2 separate regions of the Homo sapiens genome follow, and region 2 is linked to region 1. A link is a loop called in an ENCODE intact Hi-C map of the cell type or tissue named here. Cell type or tissue: OCI-LY7. All regions are shown on one strand. Each heading gives the region's core, and the rest is flanking DNA. Links, peaks and the distances in the headings are about the cores only.

Evidence for each region. Hi-C counts contacts between places; a loop is a spot of excess contacts. Peaks named below come from ENCODE experiments on the same cell type or tissue, not always from the same donor. Only the 100,000 strongest peaks of a DNase experiment are listed, where the experiment ranks them.
Region 2: a loop joins it to region 1, with 4 times the contacts of the local background. A loop is called at or near these places in 2 of 110 quality-filtered maps.

The regions. Positions count from the first base shown.
Region 1 is chr1:18,294,422-18,304,956 of GRCh38, reverse strand. The region is part of intron 3 of IGSF21 (immunoglobin superfamily member 21); the gene reads right to left. It overlaps LOC124903863 (a long non-coding RNA gene), which reads left to right and starts at 6,626. Exons shown (of 2, transcript XR_007065516.1): 1 at 6,626-10,535. RefSeq lists enhancers at 4,215-4,842, 6,847-7,372, 7,666-8,552, 10,328-10,535. In OCI-LY7, for the core only: CTCF peaks have their summits at 4,873 and 5,073 (motif pointing left); a DNase peak (open chromatin) is centred at 5,036.
Region 2 is chr1:18,529,116-18,534,115 of GRCh38, reverse strand. No RefSeq gene overlaps it. Among named protein-coding and RNA genes, the nearest start is that of KLHDC7A, 51 kb to the right of the region's middle. In OCI-LY7, for the core only: CTCF peaks have their summits at 2,791 and 2,991 (motif pointing right); a DNase peak (open chromatin) is centred at 2,985; H3K27ac peaks cover 284 bases.

The DNA.
Region 1 (10,535 bases), core at 2,088-7,087:
GAAGGTTTGAAGCACCTGGAGCAAATTCTAATGTGAAGAAATACCACGGCAACAAATACTTTATTCTGAACTGTTTACTAAATTGGGTCTTTCCTGGACATTTTTAGCCTTCAATTTTTTTAAATACCAGCAATAAAGCACTTGCATAATTAGTAATAAAGCTGACAGCCTGGTTACTGATTTTTTACTTAGAAGAAGGAAAAGGATAATGTGTGTGTGTGTGTGTATGTGTGTGTGTGTGTGTGTGTATGTGTGTGTGTAGATAATTTCCAACAGCTCTGGTTTCCTGACTGCAGACATAGAAATGATTTGCCATATCAGCAATTCTGCCCAGCAGGCTGCAGGTCAGGGGGAAGCTGCATTGAGCACTGTGGAATGGAAACAGTTCTCCTTTAGGAGTCAGAAGTTGACTTTTGATTCTGCGGCTGGCTTGCTGTGTGACCTTACGGAAGTCATCCACAGTCTCTGGGCCTTGGTTTCTCAGGTGGAGAATGAGAGGATTGGCCTGGGTGATGTCTGAAGGCTGCCAGCAGATCTGTCCCGAGTCTGGAGGGGATGGTGGCTTTAAGTGGCATCCGTGTGTTGGTGGCTCCCATATTTGTATCTGTGGTCACAACTTCTCCCCCGCCCTGTGTTTCCACCAACCTACTTGCTGGCTGTGCTCAGGCATCTAACAGACATGTCTAATCTGATTCAAACAACTCGTGAGTTCTGTCCTACACCCTCAGCCAGAGCAAGTCTTCATCAGTCACCTCTTCTCAGGAAGGAGCCCCTCTCCTCCCAAATGCAATGGCTATGGCCCTAGGGGCCACGTTTAACTTCTCTCTCACTTTCTGGTGTCCCCCTTCCAGCCCATCAGCGAGTGCTGCCAGGTCTGCTTCCTAATTCATCCCCATTTCTTCTCTCCACCTCCGCCTGTCCAGCCCCATCACACCCCACCCCAATCTCCCTGCTTCATCATTTGGCAGTGTAAAACTCAAACCGAGGTCAATTTCAATGACTCCTCATCACTCTAAGAATACAATTCAAGTTCTCTCTAATGACCAAGGATGTTCTATAACAGTGGTCCTCAAACTCACCTGCAGATTGGATGATTTAATACATGGATGCCTGTGTCCCTCACCCTTGCTGACCATATCCAACCTCTTCCTGGCAGAGCCCCACTGCCTCCCCACCTCTCTCTGTGTTGCTAGCATAGCCCTGGGAATGTCAGCTCCATGGGGACAGAGAACTTACCTGTCCTGCTCATCTCTGTCTCCCGATGTCTACAGTTAATAAACAAACACTTCTAAAAGGACGAATGAATAATTAAGTCAAGCCCTTACTTGAGGTGCTTGAAACATGCCAAAGTGCATTCAACATCGGAACTAACTTCCCATTACTCCCCCCAGGGTGCTTCCTGGCACTGGGCTACAATTCCTGATGGCTGATTCTGGGTGAAGATGCTGTCTCTGGAAGGCCCCTGATCAAGGCAAGCCACTACCCAGAGGTGGGAACAGGTGACCCCAGTGCCCCCACCCTATTCCATGAGCATAGGGCTCAGCCTCCTCAGCTGGGGAGGCTGCCGGGGGAGGAAAATTCTGCCTTAACGGGGAGCTCTCAGCTCTTGTGCAAGTCGCTTCTCTTCTCTGGGCTGCACCTGAGCCCCCTAAATAGAGTCTGAGATCTGCACTGCACAGGATGGTTGCTAGGGTTTGATCAAACAATGGGTGGGGAAGAGTTTTGCTGAAATCATAATTCCATATTTGGATAACCTGACAGCCCATTAATTTAACGAGCCTTTCCTGAGACCCGTTGCTGGGCACTGAGAACCTAGAGATGAATAAGGGAGGGTCCCTAGCCTTGAGAAACAAGACCCATCCTTGGTGGTTGGGGGCCCCAGGCAAGACGCCCCCCACCAAATCCGACCCCCAGCCCCCAAGTTGCCATACCCTAGTGCATCACCAGAGGGCAGCAGACAGCTTTGCAAGTGCTTCCCTCCCTGGGGAGCTAGGCTGGTGTCAGAAGGGTGTGTTCTGGGAGTTCCAGTGGCCTCCTTGTGGGTCCAAGGTCAAATAGAGAGTGGGGGAAGGTAGGTAGAGAACTCAGTGGCAGCTGTGGATGCAACAGGGATCATCTCAATTCCCTGCCTCAAATGTCTTCACTAACCCAAGACCCAACCAAGGAGAAATACCCCTGACCCTCCTTCTAAATTGGAAACGGGAGCCTCCTTGAAGTTCCAGGGGCCTCTGGGGCATCAAGATCTGGAGTCTGTGTTGCAGGGGAGATTTGAGGACCACAGAGGGACTCCTAGCCAAGAGATGCAAGAATGCATGGGGAGAGAGGGAATGAAAACACCGTGCAAGCCTGTGTGCACAGGATGGCAGGAAAAGGGCACCGCAATAGGAAGTGGGCTCTTGGAAAGGGGGGAGAGAAAGAAGAGAAGAATATCATTCTAAAAAGGAAAATCAAAGACTGAAAGTCAAGGAACAAGAGGAGAAGAGTGTCCACCTTCAGTAACAGGAGGTGGAGAGAGTTAGGGAGATGGTGCCGGTCCTCTGTGGAGCTTGCTCCTATGCATGAGGTAGGAGCCATGGAGAAGAATCAGCCCTGCCCTGTCTGGGCTGCTCATGGCCTTGGTGGAGACAGTAGACATGCGAGTGGACAGGTGGGAGCCAGCAGGAGAAGGCTAAAGTGGAATGCATGGGGCGCTCCCTGGGCACAGCAGGCAGGTTCAATTCTGCCACTGGGGAGAGGGTTGGGGAGGGCTGCTGCGTCAAGCTGAGCATTGGAGCTTGGGCCTGGAGCACCTTTGGGCTTTGAAAAGGCAGAGAAGGCCAGGCAGCCCCTGAAGAAGGAGAGAAGAAGTGGGAACCTGAGAGGTCAATGCCGGTATGGGGGAGGCAGTGAGAAGGTGCCAGGGGCAGGGGAAGATGGGGAGCAGGGGAGTGTGCCCAGCTCCATGGGGACTGAGGCGGAGCATTTGAAACACATTAGGTTAAACAGATTTCTCCTCTAGTCAATGGAATTGATGCTACCAGCCAAGAGAGCAGAGAAAATGCAGGGCACTGGCTTCCCAGGTCCCTCTCCCAGAGCCAAGAGTAGGCATCACTTGCTCTCCCTGGCTGTGGCATCCAGGGGCCTGGGACTGCCAAGCTGTGGCTCTTTTTAAGGTGATGACTGATCCTGGCAACTTTCTACTTGGAGGGACCAAGCATCCTGGGTAGATCCTCTGTGTACACACGCACATGTGTGTAGGGGTGGAGAGACAAGCTCACGTGTCAGTCTCCCCTACTAAGTGACCTGGCACAGGGTGGGCATCAATTACTGTTTGTTGGGGCTGGGCACAGTGGCTCATGCCTGTAATCCCAGCACTTTGGAGGCCAAGGCGGGTGCATCACTTGAGGTCAGGAGTTCGAGATCAGCTTGACCAACATGGTGAAACCCTGTCTCTGCTAAAAATACAAAAAATTGGCCAGGTGTGGTGGTGGGTGCCTGTAATCCCAGCTACTCGGGAGGCTGAGGCAGGAGAATCTCTTAAACCTGGGAGGCAGAGGTTGCAGCGAGCTGAGATCGTGCCAGTGCACTCCAGCCTGGGCGACAGAGCAAGACTGTGTCTCAAAAACAAACAAACAAACAAACAAACAAACAAACAAAACAATTACCATTTGTTGGATGACCTGCTCACCATGCTCCATGGCCCAGGGGCCCCACAAGTGGACCTGGCTCCAATGGCCCATGGAGTGCCACAGCTTGGGCGTTAACCCAGGCTTCCCACTGCACGACCTGCTTGACCTTGGACAAGTGACCATTCCTCTCGTTCTTCCATGTCAGCATCTGAATAACAGGATTCAATGAGTCTGAGATCTGTGCTCCACAGGTTAAACCAGATGATGGGTTGGGAAAGAGTTTTGCTAACTGTTTGAAATGATAATTCCACATTGGAATACAACCCTTCAGCCCATTGATTCGACAAATCTTTACGGAGGCCCTGGGCATCTATCCCAGGAGCTGGGCTGAGCATGGAGGACCCAGAGATGAAGAAGGGAGGGTCCTAGTCAGAGAGATGAGAACCAGGGAGGAAGGCTGAGAGCAGATTCCTGCAGTCTGAGCGGAGCGTTGCTCTGGGACCTGACAAAGGGGGGCCCCCCTTTCCTAATTAGAGCTCTGGGGGTAGGAGGCCTGGGATTGGGTCCAGTGGAACTTCTAGCTGGAAAGCATGCGCACACTCTATCTCTGGGGAGAGTGTCATGGCCAGGGAGCTACAGAAAGAGCATCTTGCTCCTGGCCTTCCCTTTGGCCTGCAGGCAAGGCCTCACTTCCTGAGGAGTTTAGCCCAGGGTCTGGCCAATGAGTGCACCACACATGCCAGCTATTATTGCTTTGCTAATGACTGGCAGCCCAGGTATGCGGGCAGCTCAAGCTCCAGGGCTGGCTGGTGCCTGTGAGTTCACTCTGGCCTCAGGGAATGGACTCTTAGGTCACTGGCTGGCCTGGCTATTTCATCATCTTCAATTAAAAGTGGTCTGGCTTTAGGGGCCTTAGAATAACCACCTGTTGGCAGATAGGGACCAGCAACAATTAGAATTATCTATGCCTTGGTGCCGGCCATTGAATTCTTTGACCCCAGTGTGCACATCCGAGCAGGTGGATGGGATTGTGTGAAGCGGGCTTTCCAAATCTCACTGCCCATATCTTAACCTGGAAGACTTTTTAGCAAATGAATTCCAGGTTCCCCAGGTCTTGCTCTGGGCTTGAATCAAATTCTGTCTTGGTGGAGCTCAGCAATTGGTATTTTAAAGCAACTTCCAAGGTGATCCTGATGCAGGCAGTCAGTGAGCTGGCCTGTGGTATAGACACCACCAGTGGGTGGCTTGTTGCTCAGTTGATATGTAATTTTATATTTATTTATTATTCTAGAGAAGAAGTCTCACTATTTTGCCCAGTGTGGTTTTGAACTCCTGAGCTCAAGTGATCCTCCCACCTCAGCCTCCCAAGGTGCTAGATTACAGGCATGAGCCACTGGCCAGTTGATGGGAAATTTAAGGCTGCTGAAGGCTGCTGAGCATCCCCCTAGTGGCTGGGAGGAGACCTGCAACCCTGTCTTCTAAAATCACCCCTGATTTTGAGAGGGGGACCAGGTTCCCACTTGGGGTGGAAAGCCAGGGGCTTTCAATTCTAATGCTAAGAGGCATAATCTGTTAAAAACAATAAAATAAACAATTCCACTCTCTCTCATTCACACTCCTGGATGAACTCTGGGTGGGAGAGAGAGGAACGGGTTTCCAGCAGGTCAGGAACTGAGCGTATTCTTGGAGAGTTAGTTTCATAAGGGCAGGGCCTGTGTTTGTTGTTGCTGAGTGCCTGGCAACAACAACGTGTGTTTGCTGAGTGGTCAAAAGAATCAATAAATGAATGACCACTTCATGTGGCAAGCAGCACCTGTTAGGTATATTTTAGAGAAAGAAGACGTATGCTTCATGAAAATATACAGAGGGAGAAGGGAGCTGGAGAATTCAGACTTTGAAATCAACGAGGGTCAGATGGCACTTTTCTTTGTATCAACTGTAAAAAAAGAGTTTGGTCTCCACATGAATAGATTGTAGAAGGATCATTTAACTTTTCAAAGGGAAACAAACCCCTCTGCTCTTTGAACCAAACAGTTAATGTGCCTATTTAAAAATCAATCCCTTATTTTTTTCATTTGAACAGATTCCAGAGAGCTTCCGCTTAGAAGCCATTGTCTGCCCATAGAGTGGTCTTGCCACTACTTGGTCAATTTCCTCTTGCCATGCCTTTGCACACATGGGGCCCTCTGACCAGAGAATCAGCTCCCAGCTCCTCTTTGTCTAAAACCCACTGATGCCTCTAGAACCACTTCAAATGCCAGCATCACCCTGATTTCCCCAGTCTCTGCATCTCTGATTCATCATTGTATTATATCTGAATCTTCTCTATGACAGCGATCACTTTATTACTTGAATTGTTAGCTATTTATCTCGTGTTTTATCTCCCCTTTCTCTCTTTTCATTCCACAAATATTTATTGTTCCTTTCTAAATGCCAAGTAGGTCCTGGGGTTACTGAGATGAAGAAGATATAGCTGAGCCTTGGAGGAGCTTATAGGCCAACGGGCGTGAAGGGAGAGGAACAGGCTGTAAGCTCCGAAGAGGCAGGGGCTGATTTTAGCCACTTTTGTGCACCGTAGCTATGTGCCTCAAATGCAGCCAACGCTTATTGTGCACTGTTGAGTGTACATGTGAACCGATGCACCTCAGAGTAATAAAGGAAGTGGCATTTCTTCCAGCGCCCTGCATTCTCAGCCTCTTTTTTTCATTTACTCCAGCTCTCCCGAGTCTCCCTCCTGATAAACATACATCAAAAGGTGCAGCCCAGCATTGGCTTTCTCTACATGGCCCCCAGGTCCACCCTGCCCCGCCCAGCTGTTCCCCACCACCTGTGGCTTTCAGGATGCTTCAGGAAATGGAAGACACAGCATGTGTGTGGGAGGAGTGGTTGAAGCCTCGCTGTGATTCACCCGGACCTCCAAGGAAGTCACAGCTGCCCTCTGGGATGGCCACATTCCATGGGGAGGGGCTTCAGGACACGCTACCTCAAATACGGCACCTTGGTATATTGAATACTTTATACCTGGAAGTCAGATTCCAGGCTCCTCTGTGGACGGCTTTGTCTTCGTTCCCTGGCACTTCCAACCCACCCTCTCTACCCAGGAACTAAGGTGAGCTTGACAAACCGCATATCAGAGCATGCCATACCCTTCAGCAGCTTCTAGGGCACAGAGAGTGAACGTCAGCTGACCTCCCCATTCACTGTGCTCTGGTGGCAATGGCCCTCTGTCAGCTCCCAGATCACACCAAGCTCTTTCTCACCCCAGGACCTTTGCACTTGCCATGTCGTCTACCTGGAGTGCCCTCCCAAGCCCCAACCTTGCCTGGCTGGCTTCTTATACTACAGATCTGTGCTCAGATGTCTCCAGATTCCTGGAGATACATTCCAGGTATCTCCTATGAGGAGCTGTGCAATGCCCTCACTCCATTATTCTCACCCCTCTCTATCACATTTCAGTTGGCCTTCCGGATCCATGGGTTCAGAATCTGCAGATCCAACCAACCGTGGACCAAAAATATTCAGAGAAAAAAAATAATAATGCAACAATATAAATAATACAAATAAAAATATAGTATAACAATGATTTACCTAGCATTTACATGATAGTAAGTATTATAAGTAATCTAGAGATGCTTTAAAGGATCCAGGTGGATGTGCGTGGGTGATGTGCAGATGCTGTGCCATTTTATATGTGGGACTTGAGAATCCTAGGATTGTGGTATCTGCTTGGGGGTGTCCTGGAACCAATCCCTCATGGATCCTGAGGGACAGTTGTACCTTATTCCCTTCACCACACTCATCACACACTGTAACTGTTTTTCCTTATTATTTTAAAGGCATTTTTGTAGTGTGTCTCTCCTCACCCACTAGATCAGAAACCTCCCGAAAGCAGGTCTGATTATGTCTTGTTCACCACTTTATCTCCATCATTGTCCCTGATATATGGTAACTACTCAATTCCTTTGTGATGAATGAATGATGTGAGTGTTGGGGGAAGGAACGGGGGCCTGGATGTTCCTTTCCTAAGGTGTCTTGTTCATCCACCCCAGCAGCAAGTGTTGCATTGAAAGGACTCCACCACCATGTTCACCACGAACTCATTCACCCCACAGATATTTACAAATCATCTACCACATGCCCAGGGTTGGGTGCTGTCCTGGGGGTTGGGGAGAGGATGGTGGTGAAAACATCAGACCTAGTCCCTGTCCTCATGGGGCTTCCAGTCTAGTGGGGGGGCGGGCAGACTCTGAAGACATAGCATCAGTCGGTGAGCTTGAGCAGTTGGGGCTGACTTCCTGTAGGAAGCAACCTTTAAGCTGAACTTGAAAGGACAAGTAGGACCTTGTTGGCAAAGAGCATTGGCCAAGGTGTTGGAGGGATCTGCAATAGCAGGTCGGGGGCAGGAATACACTGAGCCCCTCGAATCTAGATTCCCTGCACCAGTGAATTAAGGCCAGTGAAATCTGTCCAGTGTTCCTCATCGCTTCCTGAGCAGATCGAATGGGACAAGGGCCTCAGGGTGCTTCAGGAAATGGAAGACACAGCATGTGTGTGGGCGGAGTGGTTGAAGCCTCACTGTGATTCACTTGGACCTCCAAGGAGGTCACAGCTGCCCTCTGGAATGGCCACATTCCATGGGGAGGGGGTTCAGGACACGCCACCTCAAATTTGGCACCTTGGTATATTGAATATTTTAAGCAGATGGAATTTGAGAAATGGCAGGCGCAGGAAGGACTCTCTGACCTTTCCCTGAAGCAGGTCACAAGACCTTCACGTGAGAGGTTCCCTCTCTGTACCTGGAGGAAGGCAGCATCTTCACTTCCAAGGGATCTGAACAAGCCACCCTGCTGAGTGTCCCCAGTTTACTGCCCTTAGCTCAGGTCCTTCTATCCTTCACACTTTCCCATGACTCCCCACCCTTCATCCAACCCAGCAAAAAACACTCAGCTAGAACCACTTCTGTGGGTCTTCATTTCCTTATAAAATCTCCTGCATCACCTAAAACGTATACAAACTAGACTTGTATCCTTTTGTCTTGTGAATTCGTCTTTTGCTACCGGGGACCCAGCCAAGAACCTAGAAGGGTGGAATGAAGAGTAGACCTTGAAACAAGGATTTAGGAGGAAAGGGTTTATGTGAGAAGGGGTCCCAGGAAGCTGATGGAATGAGCTAGAAGGGAAGGAAGCCAATACGGGTGCCTTCTCAAGGTTATTCTGGGGGGTCACTGAGAAACTCCGGGAGAGAGTTGACAGCATTCATCCCATAGTTTCTCAATGTCCCCCCTTCTTATCCCATTTTCTAATTTTACCTATTAGGAAACACCCCCAAGGGGCCAAGGAGCATACCCAGAACTGCCCGCTCATTTTGCACATTTCATTATGCACCCACTGTGTGCCAGGCCCTGGGCTGAGAGCTGGGCATACGAGGTGAAGGAGGAGCTTGTACTTTGTCCTCCTGAGCATGCATCTGAACTGTCCCCCTGGAGGGACGAGGGGGCTGGGTATGCACCCAATAAACAGTCATTGGTCAAGGCTGCTCCCGGGGTGGCGTCAACTCCCCGGCACTTCTCACCTTTCTCATGTGCAGGCTGAGTGGTCTCCAGTGCCCTGAGAAAGCCCTGTGGAAGCACCAAGGATGCTGGCACTGCCAGGAAGAGCGAGGGGTAAGAGGAAGTGGGCAGGGTGGGATAACTGTCGGCCACATCTGCCTCCTCCCTTTCACAGAGGGCTCCTTCCTGCCCTCAGTTCTCCACCCAAGTGCCACCTTCCTCGATGGCCCTGCCTGACCACCCATCTAAATGGCACCCAGCATCTCATTCCTTCCCGGTACTGCACCCCACTTGCCCCTTCATTACACGCCCATGGTTTAGAATCACTTCTTTGCAGAATGTGGAATGATGTATTCATCTACATTTTGCCATGTCTCTCCGACTAGATTGCAAAGCCGTGCTTTTCTCATTCCCCCTGTATCCCTGGGCACCTTCCACCAAGCCAAGGTCCTAGTAGGTGCTCAACTAAATAGCCTTGGAGGGAATACATTCTTGTCAATTCCAACCTGGGAGTTCTGGGCTCTGGGGCTAAGACCTAGAAAAGCATTTGATAGATGTGCCTCTGGGACGCTCTATCCAGAGAGGCAGTGATCTGTCCAAGGTCATACAACCAGGGATACACACCTGCACCCCCTGGGGGCAGAAGTCCTGATGATCCACCCGACTTCCATCCCTCCAGGGCCCCATCAGTGGGACAAAAAGCTCCAGGAGTCCTTGGGGCTCCTCTAGGCTACCCGCGAAATTGCTCTCAGCCAATTCTTGGTAATCTTCTCAGTCTCATTCTCTCCCTACTTTCCCCAGCTGAAGAGGAAACGGCTCAGACAGCTGTGGAGCTGGGACTCTCTCTCGTTGAGATGCATTAATTTGTAAATATCTTCATTTATATGTAAATGCGGAGTCCCGCGCCCCGTCGCCAGCCCTGATGGGGCTCTGCAGCCTGAAGAGGCAGTCGCCCCCAGCATGGCTGGTTGGGAGGGCTGACAATCCTCCGTGATCCCGTTAGGCTCCAGAGGGTCTGCTCCTTCCTTCCCTCTCCCTTGGTGGTCACCAAACAGGACGGCTCAGCTCCCTGGGGTGTTCTTTGCTTGGGAGACCGCCCCTGTTACTGAGGCTCAGGGAGATTGGCCCCCATGTGGGGAAGAAAAGAGCACTGGCTCCTGATATCAGGCTTAAGTCAGGGCCGCTGTGTGACCTCAGGCAAGCCTCATTCCCTCTCTGGGCCTTGGCTTCCACAACTGAAAAGCAAGGGGTCTGGTCAAGTTCATGTCATTCCAGAGGGAGACTGTTGGGCCTGCTGAACTTTGACCTCTTCTGTAGTAAGAACAGGGCTAGAGAAAATGATTAATAATAATAATACCTGCCTGCATTCATGGGGTTGT
Region 2 (5,000 bases), core at 1-5,000, 230 kb before region 1:
ATATTTTTTAAGAACAGAGATTTTTAGCATCCAGCTGTAAGTCGTCTGAGATTCTGTGATAGGAAAACTCCTCCATCGCCTCCAGATTCTCAGTAGTCTGTTACACTCACCAAAACCTTGTAAGTTATTTGGGAAATATCAGGGGTAAGAGATGGGTTTAGGGTCTGGGAAAGGAACAATGTGGGAGGAAAGGAGGGGCGGGGGGACAGATGGAAGGATTAAAAGAAGTTGGACTCCAACGTGACCAGGAATTCATAGAAATCTTGGAGAGGACACAGACCTCCTAGGAATGTGGAATTGGGGGTGTATTAGTTAACTACTGCTGCATAACACACCATCTGAAAATCCAGTGGTTTAAAGCAACAATAGTCATTTATTTCAAAGCTCTGCCAGGCTGGGTGCGTTTGCATCTACCTTGGAGGTGACACTGCCATTCTTAGCAGAGACAGGGATACCAGCTGAGACTCAGCATGGAGTGACTTTCTGGTTGCTCTCAAGACAAGCATTTGTTATTCTTTTTTTCTTTTTTTTTTTCAGAAGGATTATGAAGTCACACTGAATTCCCAGAACATCAGACCCACCCATCTCCAAATATGACAACAAAAACACATTCCAGAGCCAAATATAAACACATTTTTAATTATCTGCGCCACTGCTCCCTCCCATTAGTGTGGGAAATCAAGAGTTGAGTATACAGTATTTACAATAATAATCCCAGGCACGAAACTTTTACTTTCAAAACAGCTCCTCGTCTATTATTGCATTTGATTTGCATGAGTTTGCCTTGAGTGGGCTTGGGCTAGGTTGGGTGGTTGCTTCATTTTTTGGATGGATAAATGGAAACTCAGGGCAGAAGACTTGGTGGAGACAGGCTGAGAAAGCAGGACCCCTGGGTGTCTTCTCTATTAAGGGAGAAGCAGTTTCTCCTGGGCTGGGACTGGAGATCATGGGGTGGGTGGGAAAAGCACTAGATCTGCAGTCAGGCAAACCTGGTTGAATCCCAACTTGGCCACTTCCTAGCTGGGTAACTGAGCTCTTGGTCTCTTTAAGCCACAGTTTCCCCAACAGCAAGATGGGTACCACTTATCTTGCCTGGCTGTTCAGCCTGTTGAGGTGTGCCATGTGAGAGTACCTAGCATGTGCCTGGGGCATGTTGCGCTCAGTTCATCGTAGCACTGTTCTTGTCTTAGCTTCCCCTAGCAAGACGGCTGTCAAGGTGATATCCATACTGGCTTCACTCTCTGCATGATGCCAGGAGTGGCAAGAAGGAAAGGAGCAAGGGAAGGAGGAAACAAAGAGGCAGGGGCCTGGAACTTTCTGAAGGGAGACATTAGCAAGAAGGCTTCGTGGCTCAGGAGTGATCAAGCCAGAGCTTTTGGATAATTCCTGGCTGTCATTGCCCAGTTTCTTGAGGGACTCTGCTGGGAATAATCAAGTCCTGAGAAGGGTCCTCTCCTGGAGTTCGAGGTGAGGGGATTAGCTGGGATCTGGATCCTCAGAACAAGAGACGGAGAAGAGGCCAGGACCCGAGCTGGCTCCGTGCATGCTGAGAGGGGCCCAATTCCCCTCACCTGGTCTGGGGACTGTGAGCTCTCATTGCTCCCCAGTAACCTCAGCCCCACTTGGGTTTTCATTTTGGAAAAGTCAACTTTCTCTAAATAGCTTCCTGGAGAAGATTGAGGGGAGGGCAGGGCTGGACTAGCCATGTGACTTTGGGCAAATAACTTAGCTTCTCTGAGCTTGGGTTTCATCATCTGTGAGCCTCACCTTAGGTCTTTTTGGCTGCTGTAACACATTACTGCAAACTTAGTGACTTAAAACAACGCACATTTATTCTTCCAAAGTTCTGGAGGCCGGAAGTCCAAATCGGCTACCAATGGGCTGAAATCAAGGTGTGTGCAGGGCTGTGCTCCTTCCAGAAGCTCGAGGGGAGAATTTGCTTCTTGCATCTTCTGGCTTCAGGTGGCTGTGGCACTTCTTGTCTTGTGGCTTTGTCACTCCAGTCTGCAAGGCCAGTGTCTTCCAATCTCTCTCTGCCCTGTCTTCACATCACCTTCTCCTCTGTGTCTCAAGTCTCCCTCTGCCTCCCTCTTATAAGGATACATTTGATGGCTTTTAAGGTCCACCGAATAATCCAGGATAATCTGCCCATCTCAAGATCCTTCACCTAATCACGTCTGCTAAGACCCTTTTCCAAGTACAGTAATATTTACAGGTTCCAGGGATTAGGACCTGATATCTTTAGCAGCCATCATTTGGTCTGTGACAAGCCTCTAATCTATTCATTCAACAACATTCAACAAATATTATCAAGGGCTAATCAACTGCTTGTTATGGAAAGGGTGTAAGTGCAGACAGTGAGGCCAGCCTGAGGGGCTCCCATCCTCCCAGCTGGGATGAGGGCCTCAAAGGGGAGGTGTGGGGCACTAGGAAAGCTTAAGCAGGATTTGACTAGTGACGGGGGTCAGAGAAGGCTCCCCAGAGGAGGTGATGGCTAGGAAAAGCTGATGGATGAGCAGAATGGCATGAAGGAGCGTCCTAGGCACAGTGAAGGAGGAGGTGGCCAGTGAGGCTGGAGAAGAGCCAATAGGGCTGTGATTTGCAGTGCAATCGGAGAGGTGGACAGGAGCCAATTTGTTCTCCACTCTGAGGGCTGTGGTCTCCATCTTAAGAATAAGGGGAAGCCAGTGAGGGGTTTTAATCAGGATTGCTGAAGTCAGATGTGTTTTATGTCTTGACAAGATTATTCTGGCTTCAGAGTGAAGGGTGTGTTAGAGGAACCAGAGTTGATGTGAGGAACCAGGGTGAGAAGTTCTTGGAGGGGCTCACACAAGAGGAGGTGGCCAGTCAAGGGAGGGAGGTGCAGATGCAGTAAAGAGAAGTGAGGGCTTCAGGAACTGTTTAGGAGGTAAGGCTGGCAGCACTTGATAGTAGGTGTTTTATGGGCATGACAGAGATAAGGATGATTCATCAGGTCTGGCCTGAGCCACCGGATGGTGGCGACATTCGCTAAGCCCCAAAGCACAGGAAAGAGACTGGATGAGTGGATGGGGAGATTATGAGGGGTCAACTTAGACACAGTGAGTTCGGTGTGACTTTGAGACATCTAAGTAACCAGTAATTTCTGGAAGAACCTGGGTTCCAAGTAGATGTTGGAGCTGGAAATTTGAACCTCATAGATGTGGGATTAGGTAAGTTAAGACACATAGAGTACTTGGCACAATGCCTGGAACCTAGGAGGCTTCAAAAGAGGGTAGCCCACCCCTTCTTATCTTAAGAGTAAGAACTTCTAGGAGCCCAGGGGAAGGGACATCGCTGGTCGAGAAGGTGGCTTGTCTGGGCCTTGGGGACCATTGCCCATCTGTGTTCAAAGATAAGCAACTGTGCCATCAGGGGTGGGTGAATGGCAGGCCCCCCCACTGATGGTGGAGCCCTAGGAATCTGTTTAATGAATACACTTGTCCTTGCCTTGGCCACCAGGAAGCTCAAACTCAGCAAGCTACCCAACCAAAGCAAACTGTACAGGATATTTTGAAGCTGAATAAAACTCCTTGCATTATTTTATTTCCTACCTTTGCTTTTCTTTGTCCTGACTCTACATCTATTTATTGTAATTGTTACATGTATTTTGAAACTTGCACAAGCCTTTTTTTTAGTGGAATGAGACAGGGTATATATAAACAAATCAACAAAATCAATAGGACAAACATTTGTGGATTGATTTAAAAATAGAATCCTTCTATAATGCACTGGCATTGAAAAAGAGTTTGCTGTTTGGTGACTTTTTTGGTCCATCTTCCTGAAAGGGAAACAGTTGTTCCTTAATTTATCTGCTGGGTGGTTCTGGATTTTGGTTCAGTGCTTAGCAAATTAGCCAGGTGTGGTTTGAGGAGAGATATTAAAAGATCCCATAAAGGGCATACATAAGTTGTGAAAATGCATTATGGATACCAGACCAGGCAGGGGTGAGAGCAGACAGTGAGGAGGGAGTGTGGAAAACTGCCTGGTGGGTTGGATGATCTCCATGTATCTAATTAACTGGGGAAGGTTTTGCAGAAACCGAGGCTGGGTTCAGGCTGGGGCTGGAATCAGGGTTAGGTCTTTGGGGATTGAGTCTATGGGTCTGCTGTCAATCAGCCAGGGGAGTGGAGAGAACTGACCGGCTTTCCCGCATGGTGCATGGTTGGACTGCTGTCAGCCCGCTCCATAGCTGTGTCAGTGAACAAAAGCTGACTGCTGGTCTCTCCAGCCTCACCACTGTTGGCTGCCCTGGGTGGACCTTGCTGCCAGGTGCCCAGGCCTTTGCAGGAGCTGCTGTTCAGCAGGGAACACTCTCCAGCATGGTGTGGAGGTTGAGAGCCCAGAGGCCAGAACCAGATGCTGGCTTCACTGTCTACTATTTCAATGATATTGGACAAGCTCTTTAACCTTTCTGTGCCTCAGTTTCCTATCTCTAAAATGGAGATGATAGGCATACCTACTATATTAGTCCATTTTCACACTGCTGATAAAGACATACCCAAGACTGGGTAATTTATAAAGAAAAAGAAGTTTAACGGACTTACAGTTCCGTGTGGCTGGGGAGGACTCACAATCATGGTGGAAGGAGAAAGACATGTCTTACATGGCAGCAGGTAAGAGAGAGAATGAGAGACAAGTGAAAGGGGTTTCCCCTTACAAAACTGTCAGATCTTGTGAGAGTTAGTCACTGCCGTGAGAACAGTATGGGGGAACTGCCCCCAAGGTTCAATTGTCTCCCACTGGGTTTCTCCCCCAGCACGTTGGAATTATGGGAGCTACAATTCAAGATGAGATTTGGGTGGGGACGCAGCCAAATCCTATCACCTACCTTACTGGGTTGTTTCTGAATCCTGGTGAATTAACTTCAGTGGAGTGTTTAGACAGGCGCCTGCCACAGTAAGTGTTTGCTGTTATTATTATCACCTCTCCCAAATGCTTCACCTGGCTGGGCTCTGTTCATGAGCCAGTGTGCGGTATCT